Linked DNA regions of Homo sapiens: region 2 is linked to region 1. The links are chromatin contacts, found by POLR2A ChIA-PET in ENCODE. All regions are on one chromosome and are shown on one strand. Each heading gives the region's core, a stretch centred on a gene start or an enhancer-like site at or near the end of the contact. The rest is flanking DNA. Distances are from core to core; before and after follow the strand shown.

What was found. ChIA-PET counts read pairs that join two places held with the same protein, here RNA polymerase II (POLR2A).
Region 2: POLR2A ChIA-PET joins it to region 1 with 10 read pairs in activated B cell. The contact joins the promoter of SIRT4 here to the promoter of POU6F1 in region 1. POLR2A ChIA-PET finds 5 or more read pairs at or near these places in 2 of 52 experiments (HepG2 and activated B cell).

What each region holds. Positions count from the first base shown.
Region 1 is chr12:51,213,064-51,220,041 of GRCh38, forward strand. POU6F1 (POU class 6 homeobox 1) reads right to left here and starts at 4,999. Exons shown (of 11, transcript NM_001330422.2): 1 at 4,579-4,999. RefSeq lists silencers at 4,173-4,432, 4,663-4,822, 5,023-5,172 and an enhancer at 5,323-5,382.
Region 2 is chr12:120,300,982-120,308,685 of GRCh38, forward strand. SIRT4 (sirtuin 4) reads left to right here and starts at 1,340. Exons shown (of 4, transcript NM_012240.3): 1 at 1,340-1,397; 2 at 2,580-3,077. The coding sequence starts at 2,581.

The sequences.
Region 1 (6,978 bases), core at 3,749-6,248:
GTAGCTGGGACTACAGGTGCGCATCACCGCACCAGGCTGATTTTTGTATTTTTAGTAGAGACGGGGTTTCACCATGTTGCCCAGGTTAGTCAGGAACTCCTGACCTCAGATGATTCACCCGCCTTGGCCTCCCAAAGTGCTGGGATTACAGGCGTGAGCCACCGCGCCCGGCCTCTAATGCAGTTTTATGTGGTGCTTGTTCCCAGGGAGGCCTGTATTTCAGACATGAAATTTTATGTAAAAGAATCTTGTCCTATGTAGGAAAATGGAACTTGTATGGGATTCAGACTTTTAAACTCAGATCCATTTCTGGTTTTATTATCATTTTTTTTCAGAGACAGGGTCTTTCCATGTTGCCTAAGCTGGTTTCCAACTCCTGGGCTCAAATTATCTTCCCACCTCAGCCTCCCAAAGTGCTGGTATTACTGGCATGAGCCACCATACCTGGCCCATTTCTATGGTTTATTTTATTTTATTTTATTTTTTTGAGACGAGGACTTGCTCTTGTTGCCCAGGCTGGAGTGCAGTGGCATGATCTCGGCTAACTGCAACCTCTGCCTCCCAGGTTCAAACGATTCTCCTGCCTCAACCTCCCGAGTAGCTGGGACTACAGGCGCCCACCACCTTGCTCAGCTAATTTTTGTATTTTTAGTAGAGACGGGGTTTCCCCATATTGGCCAGGCTGGTCTCGAACTCCTGACTTTGTGATCTGCCCACCTCGGCCTCCCAAAGTTCTGGGATTACAGGCGTGAGCCACCACATCCGGCCTAATTTCGTTATCTTTAAAATGGTGACTAGGCCAGGCGCAGTGGCTCACACCTGTAATTCCAGCACTTTGGGAGGCCAAGGCAGGAGGATCACCTGAGGTCAGGAGTTCAAGACCAGCCTGGCCAACATGGGGAAACCCCATCTCTACTAAAAATACAAAACTTAGCTGGGTGTGGTGGCGGGTGCCTGTAATCTCAGTTACTTGGGTAGCTAAGGCAGGAGAATCGCTTGAACCGGGAGGCGGAGGTTGCAGTGAGCCGAGATCATGCCATTGCACTCCTGTCTGGGAGACACAGTGAGACTCTATGTCAAAAAAATAAATAAATAAAAATAAATAAATAAATAAATAAATAAAATGGTGATTAAATAGGCAAGCCCTATGGGATTGTTATGATGGTGATATGAGATCATGTAAATGAAATGCTTAGCATGACTCTTACCACAATCATCTTCATTTTTATCTATATGTACATAGAGGTAGAGAGAGGTCAGGTGACTTGACCAAGGGCACAGGAGAGTCAGTGGCAGATTCAAACTTCAAGGCTCTGTCGACCTGCCCCGGACCCCATCCTCCTGACACCACACAGAACCTCCTCTCAGGAAATGGGGGTAAGGCTGATGGGGACTGCTCTGGTCCCCAAGGCTCAGGACACACTGGAAAACAGAGGATCTCAATTCTGCTCCACACCGACGCCTGTCCCCACACCCTGAACCATGAGCAGAGATAACAGTCTTGCCAAGCTGTTGGTAGGCTAACAGCTAGGCACACACAGGCCAGAGAAAGGAAAAAGAATGATGAGGTGACCAAATAAATAGGAGAGTAGAGTCAAGGGTAGTAGCTCACACCTGTAATCCCAGCACTTTGGGAGGCTGAGGCGGGTGGATCACTTGAGGTCAGGAGTTGGAGGGCAGCCTGGCCAACATGGTGCAACCCTATCTCTACCAAAACATAACAAACCCAAACAAACAAATAAAAAATTAGCTGGGTGTGGTGGCGCAGGCCTGTAGTCCCAGCTACTTGGGAGGCTGAGGCCAGAGAATCGCTTGAGCCCAAGAAGGTGAAGCTGCAGTGAGCCAAGATTGTGCCACTGCACCCCATCCTGGGTGACAGCAGAGTGAGAACCTGTCTCAAAAAAGAAAAAAAAAAGAAATGTGAAAAATGAAAAGTAGGTATGTTCCTAGTAGACTGTAAGCTCCAGGAAGGCAGGGATCATGTCTGCTTATCATCATATCCCTGGTGCCTAAGATAATATCTGGTATATAACTAGGTTCATGAATATGGGCTGAAAACAATTGAAGATACGAGGTCACGTCATAGCCACATCACTTAGCCTCTTATTATTTCCTACCTTTTCCCTCAAAACACACACCCTACTTCAAATGTTTTGCCTCCATTTCCAGTACTGGGGCTACTTAAAAATGATTTCAAAGACGTGGTACAGGCCGGGTGTGGTGGTTCACGTCTGTAATCCTAGCACTTTGGGAGGCCGAGGCGGGCGGATTACTTGAGGTCAGAAGTTCAAGACCAGCTTGGCCAACATGGTGAAACCCCGTCTCTACTGAAAATACAAAAATTAGCCAGGCATGGTGGTGTGCGCCTATAGTTCCAGCTAGTTGGGAGGCCGAGGTGGGAGAATTGCTTGAACCCGGGAGGTGGAGGTTGCAGTGAGACCAAGATCGCGCCACTGCACTCCAGACTGAGCGACAGAGTGAAACCCTGTCTCAAAAAAAAAAAAAAAAAAAAAAGAGAGATTTCCAAGGTGTAGTATTGGGTTCTGGAGAACCCAGACCACACTGGCCCCTTCCTAAAGCGCCCGTCTAATTTCTCATTCCAAGCCTTCCTCCTGTGGCCAGTTTCTCCTGCATCCCACTCTCTCTTCTGCCTCATGAACCCTCATTTTGACATGAGGGGTCAAAGGCAGGTTTAAAGGCAGAAGACCCAGCTTGAGTACTGCTTCTACTAGAGGTAATCCCTATAAGCCTCCGTTTCCTTATCCAAAATGGAACCAAATTATAGTAACCACCTCATGGGTTATTGTGAGGATTAAATTGATAATATTTATGGAAGGCACTTAAAACAGGGCCTAGCATGAAGCAAACACTATATATATGTTTGTTATTATCATTGCTATTATTTTGAACTGAAGTAAAGCATGCATATAAAAATGTTTTAAATTATAAAGCATTTTAAAAATGTAAAAGATGGCCAGGCACGGTGGCTCACGCCTGTAATCCCAGCACTTTGGGAGGCCAAGACGGTTGGATTGCCTGAGCTAAGGAGTTCGAGACCAGCCTGGGCAACACGGTGAAACCCCATCTCTACTAAGATACAAAAAAATCAGCTAGACTCTGTCTCAAAAAAAAGAAAATGTAAAAGATTACTCTGATAATTTTATGGTGAGTAAATCTTGGGGACAAGAATATGAGCTTATCCCAAGTTCCTTCAAAATGCAGAAAAACCTTACAGGAGCAAATTTTTTCTGAGTCACTTTTCTTAACTGCCAGCTAGTACTTCCAGGAACAAAACAGAATAAATGGCTACATACACACACACTGACACACAATCACTCTATGGTATTACCTTGTTAGTTTTAATGTTTAGCATCTACTTGTCCACCCCCAGAATAAAAACTCCATGATAGAAGTTTTGTCTGAATTGTTCAGAGCATGGCACTGAGTGGGTATTTTTGTTGAACTAATGAAGAAATGAAGTTCTACAGCAGATAAGCGGAGTACCAGGTCACAGAAGTATCACTTTGAGGACCAGGACTTGAATGAAAATGGAATATATGGAATTATTCCTCAGAAGGCCTCTGCCAGTCAATGGTGGCTGCCTTAGATTGCTAAATAAGGGGCATGGGACACATGTATATGAACAATTGAAGACCAGCCCTCTACTTTTGGAACAAGGAATTTGGGAAGGGCAGATGAGGTTAAAAATCTCTGCAAAGAGCCTCTTTTCTTTGGCCCAGGAATGCTTCCCGAACTCTTCTGATTTCCCCCTGCCCAGCCGCAGAGGCTATTCTGTGAAGGTTTTAGGCTTCCAGTCGGGCTGAGTGGGGTATTCTGCCGCGAAAGTGGAGGTTAGAGGGTATGCTGGGAGCTCCCTTGGCCTTGCCAGGTGAGCCTGCCCAGGGAGCCTGCATCGGGCCCATTATTATGACTATTTATTAATAATAATATCGATATTAAATATTTATGAAGTGCTCATGCTCTGCTAGAAGGTGGCCCTCCCATCACTGACCCACCCTTCCAGCAACGCCTGGGTCCCTACCCCCGGGTCCCACCGGTCGTCCCGGAGTTTGTTCATTCGGGAGAACCGTGACAGGTCACCCTGGCCGCCCCAGCTGGCCCTAACCGCCGGGAACCCAGGCGTCCGTGTTCTCCAGAGAGGCAAGGATCCGCTTCTGGTCGCCACTGGTTCTGTGTACAGAGCGTCCCCTGTGGTCCGCACCCCACAAGGGCTCCAGGGGCAGAAACGGGGAGGGGCCAGGTCGGGGTTCCCCACCGGGTCCACCTGGCGGCCGCCCCCTCCGCTCCAGGTCCAGAGCGGCCCGCGGGCGGGCGAGGGCGCGGCCCCCGGGTGTCTAGCCCCAGCTGGGCAACCGCGCGCTGTCCCGCTCCCGCAGCTCCCCGCCGCCCCGGCCCAGCATCCCGCCGCCCCGGCCCCGCGGCTTTTTTTCTCTTTATCATAAATATATAAATTATGCTAATTACGGGCATTGCATATTAACCAAACCCGAAACCTCCCCTGCCCGGCCCCCTCCCCCTCCGTGCAAACCCCTCCCCGCCCCGGACCCCGCTACTTACCGGAGCCCGAGCCCGAGCCGCCTTCGCCGCGGGTGTCTGGCGGCCACCGATTAGAGATTCATCTCACAGCCCGGGCCAGGGGGCCGGGGCCGGGGCCGGGGCCACGGCGGCCGCCGCCCGCAGACAAAGAAGCCAGTGCGGCTTGGCTGGGCTCGGCTCGGCCCGGGAGCTGGTCGGGACCCGCCGCCGCCCCCAGGCCCCCAGCCTGGGCTGGGCAGAGCCGAAGGGGGCTCCGCAGGCTAAGCCGGGCGGAGAGGGGACGGCCGGGAAGCGGGAAGGGGAAGCCGGGTGGGGGGGCGGTCAGGTATATATTTTTCTTCGTTCCCCCTTCCACGACCCCCCCCTTTTCCCTCCCCCCCTTTTTTCCCTCCTTCTGCTACTTGGATTTTTTTAGCTGCTGCGTCATGAGCATAATTTATGCAAAGAGCTTTGCCGCATGCTGCACCGCCCGCGCCAGCCGCCGGGGGCGGCGGGCTGGGAGGGCGGTCAGGGAAGGGAGGGGAGCACGGGAGCCAGGAGCGAGGGGTGGGGGTGGGGAGGGGACCCTCTGGCCCTGGCCGAGCGGGAGGTCCCGGAGGCTCTCTCCCGGGACAGGGATGGACGGTCAGTGGGTCTGGTTACTCAGCCCCTCCGAGGTGCCGCGGAGGTGGTTTCATTTCGGAAGGTGCCAGAGTAGGAGCTGGAGTCCGGACCCTCCATGCCACATGGCCTTCAGCTGAGGGTTGGGGCGGTGACTCCCGGCCACCGCCTTTCCTCTAGGTAGTCAACTGTCCTCAATGTTGAAAGTCAAGTTTATGTCTATCCCTCCCTCCCTAGAAAGGCGGGGGAACTCAGACATCGCTCAGCCAACGTGGAGAACCTCTGAACAGCTGTGCCCCAGCGCCAAAGCAGCGAAGGGTCCCAGGTCTCTCACCCGGTGGCGGCCGTGGGCTGTGTTGTCTAAAAGCAGATTTCCGGCCTTCTTGTCCAAGTAGACAAGGAAATGTGAACAGAAAGACAAAGTTCAGTGGAATGGTGAAAAACCTCTAGCAGCTTCTTAAGGTAGAGAGGGGACCAGAAAAGGGGTGGATGTGGGTGGCTGAGGGAAAGCAGATTGGAGAAGTGGTGGACAACTGAAAGAGGAAAAAGTTGGAAGACCAAAGTGGAAGCGTGGGAATGGAGAGAAGAACTGGGAAGGAAGGAGGCTCTGTAAATCCAGTGAATGTGGATCCCAATACTGAGGCCACCTGCTGTCATCCTAGGCTGTTCCCCCTCCCACCCTCTCCCGATATTTGGTGGTCTGAGGATAGCTAGAGGTAGATGGGTTAGAGGCAGTGTGAGAATGCAGTTGGAGGCCTCAGTCCTCCCCGGGACTGCTCCGTAAGGCCTCGTGGTGGAAGGGCATTGAATGGCCCGGCCTCGTCGTTAACCTGGCCAGTGGACTAGGCTGTTATCAGCTTGCTGTTTCCATCTGGAAGTGAGCAGGTACTGCTGGCGGCGGATTTATGAGTAACCAATGTATTAGGAGTCAGAATACTTAGGTTTTAGTCCCAACTCTTCCACTAGCCGTCCAGGCAAGTAATTTAACTTCTTCATTACTTATAAAACAAGGATAATATTTATAATGACATTTATAATGACTACTTCATAGGGTTAAGTTTGTGAGCCTGTATGTGAAAAAACTGAAAGCTGCAAGCTCTATACAACTGTAAGGTGTCATTCCTTGTACAATAGTTTGAACTCGTTTTAATGGCCCTGTGAAACTCTACTGCGTGGCTTGATATTACAGTTCTTGGGGTTTTTGTTTGGCCGGTAGTCCCTGTAGTTTCTCTCCCTGGACTGTGAATTCTTTGAGAGCACTGGTTGTGACTTACTCATGTTTGTATTTCCCACTACTCTTTATGTGAAGGAGGGGCTCAGTATTGCTGCTGAACTTTGTCACATGAAGGTTGAAACTTTTCATTTATGTCACTTGGTTTGGTGCTACACATAGATCAAAGGCTTTGGATAGCATGGATATCAGCGACAGTTTGAAGAAAGAAATATGGATGTGATCAGAGGAGTTCAGGGAGACATACATAAAAATGTTAATCACGGTTTTCTTTATGTTGTATACACTTCTGCATTGCTTAAATATTTGATGAGCATATATTACTTTTTGTTTCTGTGTTTATTGGGGCATAACATGTACACAGTATGTGTATACCTTGATAAATTTTTACATGTATATACATATGTACGTGTATGTATGTGTGTATACATATGTACGTGTATGTATGTGTGTATACATATGTACGTGTATGTATGTGTGTGTATACATATGTACGTGTATGTGTGTGTATACATATGTACGTGTATGTGTGTATACATATGTACGTGTATATGTGTGTATACATATGTACGTGTATATGTGTGTATACA
Region 2 (7,704 bases), core at 90-2,589, about 69 Mb after region 1:
AATTGGAGAAGCCAAGCAGGTTAAGTACATTAGTCCAGGTATAATATATTTGGCTTCATATTAACTGTAAAAACATCACTTTTGGCTGGGCACAGTGGCTTACGCCTGTAATCCCAGTACTTTGGGAGGCTAGGGTGGGCAGATCACGAGGTCAGGAGATCAAGACCATCCTGGCTAACATGGTGAAACCTTGTCTCTACTAAAAATAAAAAAATTAACCGGGCGTAGTGGCATGCGCCCATAATCCCTGCTACTCAGGAGGCTGAGGCAGGAGAATTGCTTGAACCCGGGAGGCGGAGGTTGCAGTGAGCCGAAATGGCACCATTGCACTCCAGCCTGGGCAACAGAGCGAGACTCCGTCTCAAAAACAAACAAACAAACAACAACAACAACAACAACAAACTATCACTTTTTCAGATATGTATAAACACATTTCTTCACAAGTTCAAGGTATTTTACCAATAGCAAATAACTTGATACTGTCGTTGTGAATGAAAAGGATCACAAACTCTGATGTTTAGAATGAGTCAAATCTAGGCCGGGAACAGTGGCTCAGGCCTGTAATCCCAGCATTTTGGGGGGCCGAGGTTGGCGGATCACCTGAGGTCGGGAGTTCGAGACCAGCCTGGCCAACATGGTGAAACTCTGTCTCTACTAAAAATACAAAAACTTTAAAAAAAAGTCAAATCTAGATCCATGATTAATGACGTGCTCATTTCACATTGCATGTTTGTATCAAAACATCTCATGTGGGTAAAGCATAGACAGGCACAGAGAAAAGAAAAAAAGACAAAAAATAAGAGAAAAGATGGCCGGGCGCAGTGGCTCACGCCTATAATCCCAGCACTTTGGGAGGTCAAGGCGTGCGGATCACCTGAGGTTAGGAGTTCAAGACGAGCCTGGCCAACATGGCGAAACCCCCGTCTCTACTAAAAATACAAAAATAATCCCAGCTACTCGGGAGGCTGAGGCAGGAGAATCGGTTGAACCCGGGAGAGGGAGGTTGCAGTGAGCCGAGATCGTGCCACTGCACTCCAGACTGGAGTTTTTTCAAAAAAAAAAAACAACAACTCCGTCTTAAAAAAAAAAAAGAAAAAAGAAAAAAAATCTTATGTACACTATAAATATATACACCTACTAAGTGCCCACAGAAATTGAAAACAAAGAAAAAAATCCATGATTAAAAGCTTTTATATTAACGGGGGAACCTCTGACCAGAAAGAGCCGACAGGGGGCGTTCCTGGATGATCTGGGGCTGTCAATTGCGAGACGCGGAGGATTGTGGGACTTGTGGTTTTTCTCGCATCATTTAAGCTTTCTGGACTACATGTCCCAAAATGCAAATGCAATCAGACGGTCCCACTGTGGGGTGTGAAGTGTCCGTAGAGCTGTGAGAGGTAAGTGTGTTCTGTGTGTGCTGCGGATTTCTAGAAGTTGTGGATTTCTTGTGAGGGATTCTATTTCTCCTCTTTGCCCTCGGTGGGACCTGGAAGAGAGTAGTTGTTCCACTGATGCACGTTTTCAGCGGGGGTTTCCCCTGACCCTTTGGTCTCGGGAAACCGGACTGTGTGTTTGTTCAGCTGTTCACGTTTTGCTGTGGAATGTCAAGGAGAAAGCGGGGTCCTGATCTCAGATCTGGAAAGCCAAACATAAAATAATGTTTACATACGGGGTGCATGTCACTAGAGGATTTATGCATTGCATTGTGTCAAATAATATGTCAAAGTTTTTTCTTTTTCTTTTTTTTTTTTTTTTTGATACGGAGTCTTGCTTCTTCGCCCAGGCTGGAGTGCAACGGCGCGATCTCGGCTCACTGCAACCTCCGCCTCCCGGGTTCAAGCAATTCTCCTGCCTCAGCCTCCCTAGTAGCTGGGATTACGGGCACGTGCCACAATGCCCGGCTAATTTTTTTTGTATTTTTAGTAGAGTCGGGGTTTCACCATGTTGGCCAGGCATGTCTCGAACTCCTGATCTCAAGTGATCTGCCTGCGTCGGCCTCCCAAAGTGCTGGGATTTCAGACGTGAGCCACCGCACCCGGCCCTCTATTGTTACAGCTAGAAAAGCTGACGGGCAGGGGTCTTGTCTCTCTGATGTGTCCAAGTAGCAGAGCTTGCAGTGGAGGGTAAACTAAAATAAGGGGGAAATGAAAAAATAAAAGGAATGCGTGTGTGTGCTTAATTACATGAACAAAATCAAACAAAACCTGACTCATTAGGGCCAGACTCAGAGGCTCACACCTGTAATTCCAGCACGTTGGGAGGCCGAGGCGGGCAGATCACTAGAGCTCAGGAGTTCGAGACTAGCCTGGCCAACATGGTGAAACCCTGCCTCTACTAAAAATACAATAATTAGCCGGGCATGGTGGCCATGTAGTCCCAGCTATTCTGGAGGCTGAGGCAGGAGAATCACTTGAACCCGGGAGGCGGCGGTTACAGTGAGCCAAGATCATGCCACTGTACTCTAGCCTGGGCAACAGAGGGAGACTCTGTCTCAAAAAACAAAACGAAAACAAACAAACAAAAAATGAGAAAAAAAAAAAACCACCCCAGTTTCTCACATGAGGCTTCTTTTTCTCTAGAATGAAGATGAGCTTTGCGTTGACTTTCAGGTCAGCAAAAGGCCGTTGGATCGCAAACCCCAGCCAGCCGTGCTCGAAAGCCTCCATTGGGTTATTTGTGCCAGCAAGTCCTCCTCTGGACCCTGAGAAGGTCAAAGAGTTACAGCGCTTCATCACCCTTTCCAAGAGACTCCTTGTGATGACTGGGGCAGGAATCTCCACCGAATCGGGGATACCAGACTACAGGTCAGAAAAAGTGGGGCTTTATGCCCGCACTGACCGCAGGCCCATCCAGCATGGTGATTTTGTCCGGAGTGCCCCAATCCGCCAGCGGTACTGGGCGAGAAACTTCGTAGGCTGGCCTCAATTCTCCTCCCACCAGCCTAACCCTGCACACTGGGCTTTGAGCACCTGGGAGAAACTCGGAAAGCTGTACTGGTTGGTGACCCAAAATGTGGATGCTTTGCACACCAAGGCGGGGAGTCGGCGCCTGACAGAGCTCCACGGATGCATGGACAGGTGCAGGAGCTGTACACGGTTTGAACGCAAACCCGTGTGTTGTTTTGGGAGAGTAGGGACCTTGGCTGTCTTGATCACCACAGTCTTAGACCTTGAGAAAAGGATTTCAGAGCAAGTTGTTTATTTTGCAGTTGATTCCAGTAAATTCATTGACGGAGCAAGGATGTAAAACAGGAAAGAGAGGAAAGCCAAGAAAGTGTGTGTTAATGAGTGGGTTACTGCCTTGGGCACTGGGGTTCAGTCCTGTGAGGGACCCTCCAACTGTCTAGGACATGCCTGAGGATTGTCTCAATGAAACTTGAGGACTGGGGCCGGGCGCAGTGGCTCACGCCTGTAATCCCAGCATTTTGGGAGGCTGAGGTGGGCAGATCACATGAGCTCAGGAGTTCGAGACCAGCCTGGCCAACATGGTGAAACCCCATTTCTACTAAAAATACAAAAATTAGCCAGTCGTGGTGGCACATGCCTGTAATCCCAGCTGCTTGGGAGGCTGAGGCAGGAAAATCTCTTGGGAGGCAGAGGTTGCTGCAGTGAGCCGAGATTGCACCACTACACTCCAGCCTGGGCAACAGTGCAAAAAAAAAGAAAAAAAGAAAAAAAAAAGTTGAGGATGGTGCACAGTGGCTCATACCTGTAATCCTAGCACTTTGGAAGGCTGAGGCAGGAAGATTGCTTGAGGCTAACAGTTCAGGACCAACCTGGCAAACACAGTGAGACTCTGTCTCTATATAAGTAAAGTAAATTTTATATATATATATATATATATATATATATATATTTTTTTTTTTTTTTTTTTTTTTTAAAGAAAGTTGAGGCCGGGTGTGGTGGCTCACGCCTGTAATCCCAGCACTTTGGGAGGCCAAGGCAGGCAGATTACCTGAGGTCAGGAGTTCAAGACCAATCTGGTCAACATGGTGAAACCCCGTCTCTACTAAAAATACAAAAATCTGTTGGAAGTGGTGGCACGCACCTGTAATTCCAGCTACTCAGGAGGCTGAGGCAGGAGAATCGCTTGAACCTGGGAGGTAGAGGTTGCAGTGAGCTGAGATCATGAGCTGAGATCATGCCACCACACCCCAGCCTGGGCAACAGAGCAAAACTCCGTCTCAAAAAGAAAAAAAAAAAAGAAAGTTGAGCAAGCTAGGGTGATTTTCTTTTATTTTCTTTTGTGTTTGTGTGTGCACGTGTGTGTGTGTGTGTGTGTGTGTGTATGACAGGCTTTCACTCTGTCACACAGACTGGGATGTGGTGGTGTGATTATAGCTCACTTCAGCCTCAATCTCTTGGGCTCAAGTGATCCTTTCACCCCAGCCTCCTAAGTAGCTGGGACTACAGGCAAACGCCACCGTGCCCAGCTAATTTTTAATTTAATTTTTATTTTTTGTAGAGACGAAGTCTTACTATGTTGCCCAGGCTGGTCTCGAACTCCTGGGCTCATGTGATCCTCCTGCCTTGGCATCTCAAAGTGCTGGGATGACTAGTGTGAGCCACTGTGCTTGGCCTTGAAGCTAGGGTATTTATTCACCATCTCTCATCCCTCATGGGTCCAGGATCACTCTAGGGGAATTAATTCCCTAACATTTTGACTCTGCTCCTCCCAAGGAGGCTTCCGTGGGCAGAGAACATCTGAGGCAAGAGAGACACAGGAAACTGCTTGTAAGAAAATTGTGTAGGCTGGGCGCGGCGGCTCACGCCTGTAATCCCAACACTTTGGGAGGCTGAGGCAGGCGGATCACGAGGTCAGTTGATCGAGACCATCCTGGCTAACATGGTGAAACCCCGTCTCTACTAAAAATACAAAAAATTAGCTGGGCGCGGTGGCGGACGCCTGTAGTCCCAGCTACTCGGGAGGCTGAGGCAGGAGAATGGCGTGAACCTGGGAGGTGGAGCTTGTGGTGAGCCGAGATCGCGCCACTGCACTCCAGCCTGGGTGACAGAGCGAGACTCCGTCTCAAAAAAAAAAAAAAAAGAAAGAAAGAAAATTGTGTCCACCAGGGTGCTGTGGTTCATATCTGTCATCCCAGCAACTCAGGAGGCTGAAGCAGGAGGATTACTTGAGGCCAGGAGATCAAGACCTGCCTGGGTAACACAGCCAGACTCCGTCTCTACAAAAAATTTTTTTAAGAAAGGAAATTGGCTGGGCACGGTGGCTCGCGCCTGTAATCCCAGCACTTTGGGAGGCTGAGTTGGGCGGATCACCTGAGGTCAGGAGTTCGAGACCAGCCTGACCAACATGGAGAAACCCTGTCTCTACTAAAAATACAAAATTAGCTGGGCGTGGTGGTGCATGCCTGTAATCCTAGCGACTCGGGAGGCTTAGACAGGAGAATAGCTTGAACCCAAGAGGCGGAGGTTGCGGTGAGCCGAGATTGTGCCATTGTACTCCAGCCTGCAGCCTGGGCAACAAGAACAAAACTCCGTCAAAAAAAAAAACAAACAAAAAAACAGAGAAAGGAAACTGGGACGGGTGCGGTGGCTCATGCTTGTAATCCCAGCACTTTGGGAGGCAGAGGCAGGCAGATCACTTGAGGTCAGGAGTTCGAGACCATCCTGGCCCACACGGTGAAACCCCATCTCTACTAAAAATACAAAAAATTACCTGGGCATAGTGGCGCACGCCTGTAGTCTCAGCTATTTGGGAGGCTGAGGCACGAGAGTCGCCTGAACCTGGGAGGCAGAGGTTGCAGTGAGCCAAGATTGTGCCACTGCACTCCAGCCTGGACAACAGAGTGAGACTCTATCTCAATAAAAAAACAAAAAGAAAGGAAACTGTTCGAACGTGGCCTTTAGCATGTTCTGAGGAAAATATGAGCTGAACACCAATAGCATGTGCTATAAACTGCTGGGTTTCCAATGCCTAGGATGGCTAGATACATAGACCATAACGTAGCCGGGCAGTAGTCAGAACTCAATCAATAATGAGGGAACAGATACATGGGAGGGTATCATGCTTATGGGTCTGGCAATAATTGTAGCTAATTGGAGACTTATTTCTTTAAGCCCTAGAGAGGCTCCTCTGAGGGCTGAAGTCAGTCTGCCAATGCTGAAATATTTACTGGGTGCCTAGAATGTATGGTGTACATACGTTACACTATGTAGTACATTATAACACTAACTACTGTGCTTCTTAGTGGTCAGAACCAAAGTATAGGCTGGGCTCAGTGGCTCACACCTATAATCCCAGCATTTTGAGAGGCTGAGGGGGCGGATCACTTGAGCTCAGGAGTTTGAGACCAGCCTGGCCAATATGTCGAAACCCAGTCTCTACTAAAAATAAAAGATTGGCCAGGCGTGGTGGCGGGCGCCTATAGTCCCAGCTACTCGGGAGGCTGAGGCAGGAGAATTGCATGAACATGGGTGGCAGAGGTTGCAGTGAGCCAAGATCGTGCCATTGCACTCCAGCCTGGGCGACAGAGGGAGATTGTCTCAAACAACAAACAAAAACCAAAGTATAAAACATGGCCCACTTTATATGCAAGAACTTTGTAATATTTGGGAAGACACAAAAATAACATAATTGGCCGGGCACGGTGGCTCACGCCTGTAATCCGAGCACTTTGGGAGGCCGAGGCAGGGGATCACCTGAGGTCAGGAGTTCAAGACCAGCCTGACCAACACAGTGAAACCCTGTCTCTACTAAAAATACAAAATTAGCCAGGCATGGTGGTGCATGCCTATAATCCCAGCTACTCAGGAGGCTGAGACAGGAGAATCATTTGAACCCGGGAGGCAGAGGTTGTAATGAGCTGAAATCGCACCATTGCACTCCAGCCTGGGCAACAAGAACGAAACTCCTTCTCAAAAAACAACCAAGCAAACAAACAAAGAAAAGCACATAATTAATGATAAATGACAACGCATGATTGTGAAATTGTGTGGTTCTTGATTTATATGCTGTGCATGTTCAAATAAACAGATTTAGTAAAGATTGGAATAATCAGTTGAGAAAGCTTTTTAAAAAAAAAATTTTTTTTTTTAAATAGAGACAGGATCTTGCTGTGTTGCCTAGTCTGGTCTCGAACTCCTAAGCTCAAGCCCTCCTCCTGCCTTGATCTTCCAAAGTGTTGGGATTACAGGTGTGAGCCACCATGCCTGGCCCAAGAAAGCTTTTTTTTTTTTTTTTTTTTTGAAACACAGTCTTGTTCTTGTTGCCCAGGCTGGAGTGCAGTGGCACGGTCTCGGCTCACTGCAACCTCCGCCTCCTGGGTTCAAGTGATTCTCCTGCCTCAGCCTCCCAAGTAGTTGGGATTACAGGTGCCTGCCACCACCCCCAGCTAATTTTTTGTATTTGTAGTAGAGGTAGGGTTTCATCATGTTGGCCAGGCTGGTCTCGAACTCACTCCTGACCTCGTGATCCGCCTGCCTCGGCCTCCCAAAGCGCTGGGATTACAGGCGTGAGCCACAGCGCCTGCCCCAAGAAAGCTTTTATGGGTACAGGGGGCTTGAGATTGGCTCAGGTTTGTCTAGGCAAGAGCGGGAAACAGGGCTTTCCAAATGAAGGGAAGTTGTAGATCCCAGAGGAGTCTGGCCTGGCCTCTGTAGAGGTTTGGACCTGGGACTTGCAGAAACCAGATTGTCTGGGAAAGTTAGGCCCAAATCATGGTTACATTTGAAAATCAGGCAGTGC